Linked DNA regions of Homo sapiens: region 1 is linked to region 2. A link is a contact called in ENCODE Hi-C or POLR2A ChIA-PET data. All regions are on one chromosome and are shown on one strand. Each heading gives the region's core, a stretch centred on a gene start or an enhancer-like site at or near the end of the contact. The rest is flanking DNA. Distances are from core to core; before and after follow the strand shown.

Region 1 (3,773 bases), core at 1,254-3,753, 53 kb after region 2:
AAAATATCTGTTTGAATAAATAGCTTTGTACAAGTGTATGTCTCCATCCCAGGCATCCTTCCACTCCCTGGGTGTGTATGGAATTAGAAACATGTACCACTTCATCAGCTTTCAAACACATTTTTTAAAATCTGGAAGTGTATAGCCTGGGGCCTCAGTGTTTCTATTTCTGTTTATTTGTCATACAGAGTGTTGCTTCTCACCTGAACCCCTTGCAGACATTCCAGCAAAATGAAAACATGACCTTGAGCCTTAGTTTCACAGTCCATGAAAAGCTCAACTTTTATTATAGAAATTCAGGGTTAGAGCCCTTCTTTTTTTTCTCCCACTTAAAAAGGGATAAAGAAACTAACCCACCCAGATTGCTGCTAAGCCTAACATGAGCTTTGCATAGCCATTGAAAAAGGTTCCCACACTCTAGAATTTTTATTCCACCTTTTAAAATGCTCTTGTCCATCTCTTCTGAAGACTTTGGAGACAGGAGATTTTTCAGTCTTAATGCATTGAAATGAAGATAATACAAAAAGAAAGCTTTTTCAAAATTTTTAGTCTCAAAAAGTCTTCTCTTGGGAAAAGGCAGACCTTTATCTTAGTCAAAAGGGAATGAGACTGTTGGCAATGACAAATTAAAGTTTGAGGGGATAATTGAAATAAGGAAATGGAAAAGTATGGCTGATTATCCCCAAAGCCTGGATCAGACAAGGAAATAAGCCAGAGGCAGCATAGATTTGAGTGAAGATGTGCACCCTCAGGTCAAGAGCTGAGGCTGGTTGGGAGCAAAGAAAAATAATAGAAAGAAAGAAATGGGAGGAAATGTTTTAATACATTTAAGATAGTGGAATATAAATAAGCAGGCAGGGGTTTCTATTTCTATTTATTGTGTTTCCTTTGCCTGCACAGAGTGTTGATTGACTTCACCTTTCTCCGTATCCAGAAATCCATCTATGTGATTAAACTTTTGTTCTTAAACAAGGCTTCTAATATTAGATGGAAGATTTAATGAATAATAGTAGTTAACATTAAGTGAGTACTTATAGAGTTCTAGGCACTGTTCTAAATGTTTGACTTATGTCATTTAATAATCTCATCAACCTCATGATGATGGTAGTATCATGATTATCCCTACACAGCTAGTAATAACACCAGCGTCTCTGTCTATATAAATTTAATCATTCCTATTTCCATCAATACCAATTCAGTCTAGGTTCTTGCTTTTGCCCTTCTCTCTGTCTAGAATAACCACTGACACCTTGTAAGCCTGAAAAAAATGCAACCTCACATGTAGCTGTGATCACATTTTCCTCCATATTCCAGCTAAACCGGTGCGCACTTTTAGTTTTGTATTTGCCGTTTACTATAATTATTTGTTGGTGTTGGTCTCTCTGACTCCATGAGTAGTGTTGATTTTCTTTGTATTTCTAAAACCTAGAATCTAGCAAACATTTGACTGAATAAAGAATAATGATTGACTGTGAAACAAATGACTACATGAGCGCACAGATGGATCCAGTGTTTTTTTCTTTTAAATAAATGATCATGTACCAGTAATTACAGAACTGGTTCTAAACATGGATTCTTATGTAGTTAGAGATCCATGAATAGAAAATCTTTATTTAATTTAATACGAGGCCTCTAGCCTAGTATTCAGTTAGTTCTAGGTTCCCCAGCACTGATCTGGAAGGGAAAAGAAAATTGAATCTGAAATGAGGCTGGGATGTGTGTGTGGGGTATGTATGTGTGTGTGTGTGTGTGTGTGTGTGTGTTTTCCTGTAGTTGTGACTTAATATCAAAGACAATTGCAGATAATATGAGAACTTTTCATTATTTATGCTTGTTTTCTCTAATTGAGATTAGATTATATTTTGCAGATAAACAATTTGAATTCGTTAATAACGTGATTTTTGAAAATCACTGACGCTTGTTAATGTTAACTAGGATAAATATTATTCTCTATTTAAATTGTGTGTTTTGATCTTTCCCTTTAAAAATAATTTACTACAAATTTTAAAATATTAAATATTAATATGATAATGCAATCCGAGGTTTATAATTTAGCTTGATCCCATGACAGAGTAAGCTAATGTTAACTATATAATCAACAACTTGTAAAAAATGTTCAGAGATTACCTCTTAAGGCCCACAGTAATAAAACTATCTACACTTTTCTCTAAAAGTCATAAAAATGTTTGTGAAATAAAATCAAGTTTCATATCTTTGTGTACTGAAATTAGTTTCTTATTCCTACCCAATTATCTAACATACAATTGTCATTTTGTTATGAGATACATACACTTCTCATTACACATGGAGAAGCATTATGTCATTATTTTTATAAAAGGCTGATAAATACAGTTGTTCCTTCATGTATGGCTCCCATACAGATTCCTGGTAAGATGATTCTATAAAATTATATAACTCAAATCTCCTGTTGACTTTCATCTGAGGACAGGCAGTGGGTTCACCGTGAGTCACTGTAGTTCAAAGATGTAAAGAAATCTGTTGTAATCACACTTAACCTTCGCAGAGCACAAATTTAAAGGGAGACTCATGATTTAAAAGTGGACAATTAACAAATGACCTTTCTCCTTCACATTAGGTGAGATCATCAGGGCAGTGTGGTAAGTAGTCTGACTGTAGAATATTTTAAAGGAATGAAAGTTTTTTTGGGTATACCTTCTGGCCTTCTGGGCCTGTTTTTGGCCTTCTGGCCCTGTTTTAAATCCCATTTTTAAAAACCCTATTGCTTAAAACAGCTAAAAGAACAAATTTTGTAAGCATTCCATTAGACTGGCTAAACATCTCCCCCCACCCAGTTTACAATGTATACAATCTCTTATATTCATGTGGCTTAGTGATTTGTACAGGATGACCTAAAGCCACCAGGATTCCTGGAGATATGCTTAGATGTTTACTAGGTTGCTTTGGAGAGTGAGAAGAAATCTGGGCTTGTTGAGCTTTACCTACCCTACCTACTGCTTTCTCTGGGCAAATTCACTTACATATGTTTTATTTAGCATGGATCTGTTAATACTTTCATTTGGAATGAAATGTTTCTGCCGGTTTCTTTCTGTTCTTGTGCAAATGTGAAAACTATTGCTTTAGCGAAAGCAAACACCGTTACTTCCTGAATCACAGCTCCCTCCAAACCACTCCTCTCCAGATAAACATTTATGTTTTATGCCCCAATAACTACACTTCCTTTTATTTTCCCTGCTCTGAGCCTTGAAGTGTTCACCTGAAAGCATTTTAAAATAGTCTGTAATTCCAAAGGAAATGAAGTAATTGTCCATGGAAGGGAGGTGAGGACTCAGGATACAGATTGACCTGGGGTTGCTCATGAATTGAGACCAAAAGAAAAACAGAGGTAGAATAAAATGAAAGGGAGAAGAGCTCAGTGAACATCTGTGCTTTCTCTTTGCCGAGTCCTGACACAGCGCTCACTACCCCTCTGCATTTTATCCCTGTCACCATTTGGAGAATCAGGCAGGAAGGCCCAGCATCAGGGATTTCCTCTCCCTTCAAATTCTGGTCCCTGCAACCAGCTGGAGCCACCCACAGATTCCCTTTGTTGATGAGTGCTTCCGGAAGGTGAAGGAGAACCTCCCCATCAGGGGGCTGCAATGTTCCAAACTGCAGCATCATTCATGACGTGGCTAACATTTACCTTCATTTTCGTAGGGGGTGGAGAAAGGTATTTTTTTATAGTAATAAAATACAATCTGTGAATTCTGCCATATACCAAATTAAAAGAGGTTTTGCGGTACAGCTTTCCA
Region 2 (3,621 bases), core at 615-3,114:
GCTCACATTGTTGGTAGGGCCCATCTCTAACCAGAGCTGAGAATTCCCCACAGTCTGATTGCAACAGATTGTGTGTTTTAGACTGAGCTCAGTTAAAGGTGTTTTGCTGATAGGAATCAGACCATATCCAAAGCGAGGTGTGAGTGGATCCGTCAGGGGTCATGACAAATGGTCTTAGCAGTTAGGTCCCTTTCTGTGTTCATGATGTTCTCATCATATTTCTCTAGCACTTCAGTCTTTCTTTCTTCTTAGTAGGATTTCTCTACGTCCAATTCATAACACCCACCCCTCCAAACACACACACACACACACACACACACACACACACACACACACACACTTCTCTACTTCCAATTCATAACACCCACCCCTCCATACACACACACACACGCGCACGCGCGCGCATGCCCCATAGCGTCTTTCATCTTGAAAAAATTATTCTTTTCAAACTTGTTTCAGTAACAAGACTTGAATTCTGTTTTGGGTTTGAAATCTATTTTGGGATTTATTTATTTATTGTTTGCAAATCAAATTTAGGGTTTTTTTTTAGAGAACATTATAATCAAATGTGGTAGTCTAGGATTCTAAAGATGTTTAATATTAAGGAATCTAAACATGTAATTCACCACATTAACATATCTTAAAGGAGAAAACATACAGAAGTGTTTCAGTAGATGATAAAACATATTTGATACAATGTAAACGCATTTCTAGGACATCTGTACTCTCTCATTTTTTAAGCATGGATGCAATACCTTTGTTCATAACCTGCTTTAGTCAAGGGACCCAGTAATGTCCTGTATAGCGTTTTCCTCTCCTTACAGGATTCAGACTATTGAAAATGTTATGTTTATATCTCTCTTTAGTCTTCTTTAATCTGGGTCATTTCCACAGACTTTGGCTTTAGAGCATTGAAACTTGTGAAGAAAGTTGTCCCCATTTTATTAAAAGAAAAGTGTACTTATCTTGGATTTGTCTGATGTCTCCCCCGCCATGATTAGATTCATAATACATATTCTTAGGTAAAACACTAGAGAAATGGTTTTGTGTTCTCAAAATGTTTCATCTGGAAGCACATGATGTCCATCTGCTCATATTGGTGATGTCAGTTTTGATGAGCTGGTCAAGGTGTTGGCTGGTGTCTTAACTGTGTTATTTCTGACTTACCCTCTTCACAAATGTGCATTCTATGAGGAAATACTTTAAAGCCATACATGTATCACATTCCTCACTAAAATTACCCCAGATTTAACATCCGCTGATGACAATCACCTGACACAGTATTGACAATGATGACTGGAAAATGATGATTTATGAACTGTAACATTCTCTCTGAATTGACTAGTTGGCACTCAGTATTCCACCACAAACAGGAATCCTCCTCTCTCATTTATCAGTTATTTGTTATTTCATTTACTTAGTGACTTATTATCAGTCTAGAAGCACAATTCTTATTATTTCATTGATTTGTTATTCATTTTGTACATAATTATTCTGGTGCACAGAGTTTTCCAGATTAGGTATTAAAGCCCATCAGGCTAGCTTTTGTGTTTTTGTGACATGCCTGCCTTTTGTTTTTGTTTTTTGTTTTGTTTTTGCAATTCTTTACTTGTTGGCATAATAACATATTCCAGGGTCATATTGGACCTGCTTCACTGCACCTTTGGAATCATCCACTTATCCAAACAGCCCTGATTCCTTTTAGTGAAAATGGTATTTGAATAAAAATTGTGGGCACAGGGATACTTATTTCCACTGGAGGGTATTTGCTTCTTGGCCCTTTCTGCAAATAGGCTTGTGTCAAAAAAGTAGATTGAAGCATAATACAATTTTTATTTTATCTGAGCAAACAATGATTCATGAATCAGGCAGCTCCAAATCAGAAGTGATTCAGGTGCTTCATTGAGGGAATGCAAGTGGGAGGCTTTTATAGGGTGAACAGAAAAAGAAAGCAAAGAAAAATAGTTGGTTGGCTAATGTTATATGGTTGCCTTATTTAGTCTATCCTGTTGGAAAGTCCCTAGTTATATAATTATAAGTTTGTTGGTTGCTTCTGATTGGTTAAACTTAAGTTCTGTTCTTCTTTAATGTAGACATTTATAAGAAATAACTTAAGCTAAGTTTCACTTATTTTTGCCTGTCAGGCAAGGTTAGGATCATTTATGAGGCCTAACTGGCTTAGTCTGCTCAGGGGTTCTTTAGGCCTTGTCTCCATTTTAATTTATCTTGACACTAGTAAATATATGCCTGTGCATATACACACAAATACATATACACATACTTGCACACAGATATGCATGTACACATACACATACATGCATATTTTAGAAATCATGAATTTACACCAGTGCATCTAATTCCAGTCCAACCTCACAGGATTACTTCTTGTTTTCTCCATTCCATATTTGCATGTCCCATTTTCACAGGGAGAACCCTGGCTCCCAATACCACCAACATATTTACTTATTTGCTCAATCCTATACTACATCTCTAGTTACTTCTAGAAGTGCTGCAGACACACCACTAAACCAAGCAAATGTACCAAAAGAGATTAGGATTTGCAGTCCACCCCTCTCCACTTCCCCCCACTCACTGTACCTCAATCATGCCCAAGATTGGGGTATGTAGTCGAATGACGTGTTCATAAGTCACTCAGACTTATTTTATTTTCTTCTCTTTTAGTGTGGTTATGGTACTCATTTGAAATACAATTTAGCTTATTTATTTCAGATCACTTTCAATTTTAGGTTTTATAATTCCTTCCCATCTGTATTAATATATTTTATAATGTATAGTACACTAACATGCTTCTAAAAGTCATAACTATGCAGAAAAGTATACTCAGAGAATCATCCCTCTCTTCCTCAAACCTTGCACCCTGCTTACCCTCACCTTATAGATAACCAACTTTATTGCTCTCTTCCTTCTCTGTGCATGTATTTCTTTTTGTGTAAAGATAAATAGACATATTTGTGTGTTATTATTTCTCATTTTTTTCCTGTGCAAATGGTTGTGCTTTCATTCCATGTGTTCTTTTGCACTCTGCTTTTACGACTCAACATAATCTCCTGGAATTCACTCCAAATCAGTTCATAGAAATCCTTCTCTTTATTTTTTCAAAAGCACAGGACTGGATTCTATGTATGCAATGTAATTTATTCAATCAAGCTCTTATGCTTGAGCATTTAGACAGTAGTCAGTATTTTGGATTGTAAATAATAGTGCACAGAATGATCTAGTGCACATATATTTTTATATTTTTGGAGGTGTGTATTCAAGGCAAATTACCAGAAATGCAATTGGCCAAAAGATACATTTATATTCAGTGTTACATTTAATCTTTTCTGTCTCATTTACTCTTGTAGAAATATCTAAGCCTTTCATGTTTACTTTGGCAGTCTCATTCTCACCTGTCTTTCTTTTAATACCCACTTCCACCCTCCGAGTTCAGGACCATTTCCCCCAAATTGCATTAGCCTATGAAGTCTCTCTATTAATCCTTCCCTTTCATATCACAGTGTGGTTTTCTGAAGTAGTTTGGAGCAGAAGGGGAAGAGGAGTTAAATGGATTGGGGAATGAGACTGAAGGGCAGAATGAGGCAGAGCTGGGGATCAAAGTGT

The links. A loop is a pair of places that touch in the nucleus more often than their neighbours do. ChIA-PET counts read pairs that join two places held with the same protein, here RNA polymerase II (POLR2A). Pooled maps may share reads with other maps.
Region 1: a map of PC-3 shows a loop between it and region 2 (5-fold over the local background). The contact joins two enhancer-like sites. A Hi-C loop is called at or near these places in 4 of 168 maps with a recorded cell type or tissue (PC-3, PC-9, breast epithelium and 1 more) and 1 of 50 pooled maps. POLR2A ChIA-PET finds 5 or more read pairs at or near these places in 1 of 52 experiments (PC-3).

Annotation. Positions count from the first base shown.
Region 1 is chr13:101,621,182-101,624,954 of GRCh38, forward strand. All of the region lies in intron 7 of ITGBL1 (integrin subunit beta like 1), which reads left to right. Among named protein-coding and RNA genes, the nearest start is that of ITGBL1, 170 kb to the left of the region's middle. Within about 2 kb of position 2,504, at least 9 of the 41 ENCODE cell types and tissues checked have a DNase peak (open chromatin) inside an H3K27ac peak, as active enhancers do; they include PC-3 and PC-9, where a contact is called at or near this core.
Region 2 is chr13:101,568,732-101,572,352 of GRCh38, forward strand. All of the region lies in intron 3 of ITGBL1 (integrin subunit beta like 1), which reads left to right. Among named protein-coding and RNA genes, the nearest start is that of ITGBL1, 120 kb to the left of the region's middle. Within about 2 kb of position 1,865, at least 2 of the 41 ENCODE cell types and tissues checked have a DNase peak (open chromatin) inside an H3K27ac peak, as active enhancers do; they include PC-3 and PC-9, where a contact is called at or near this core.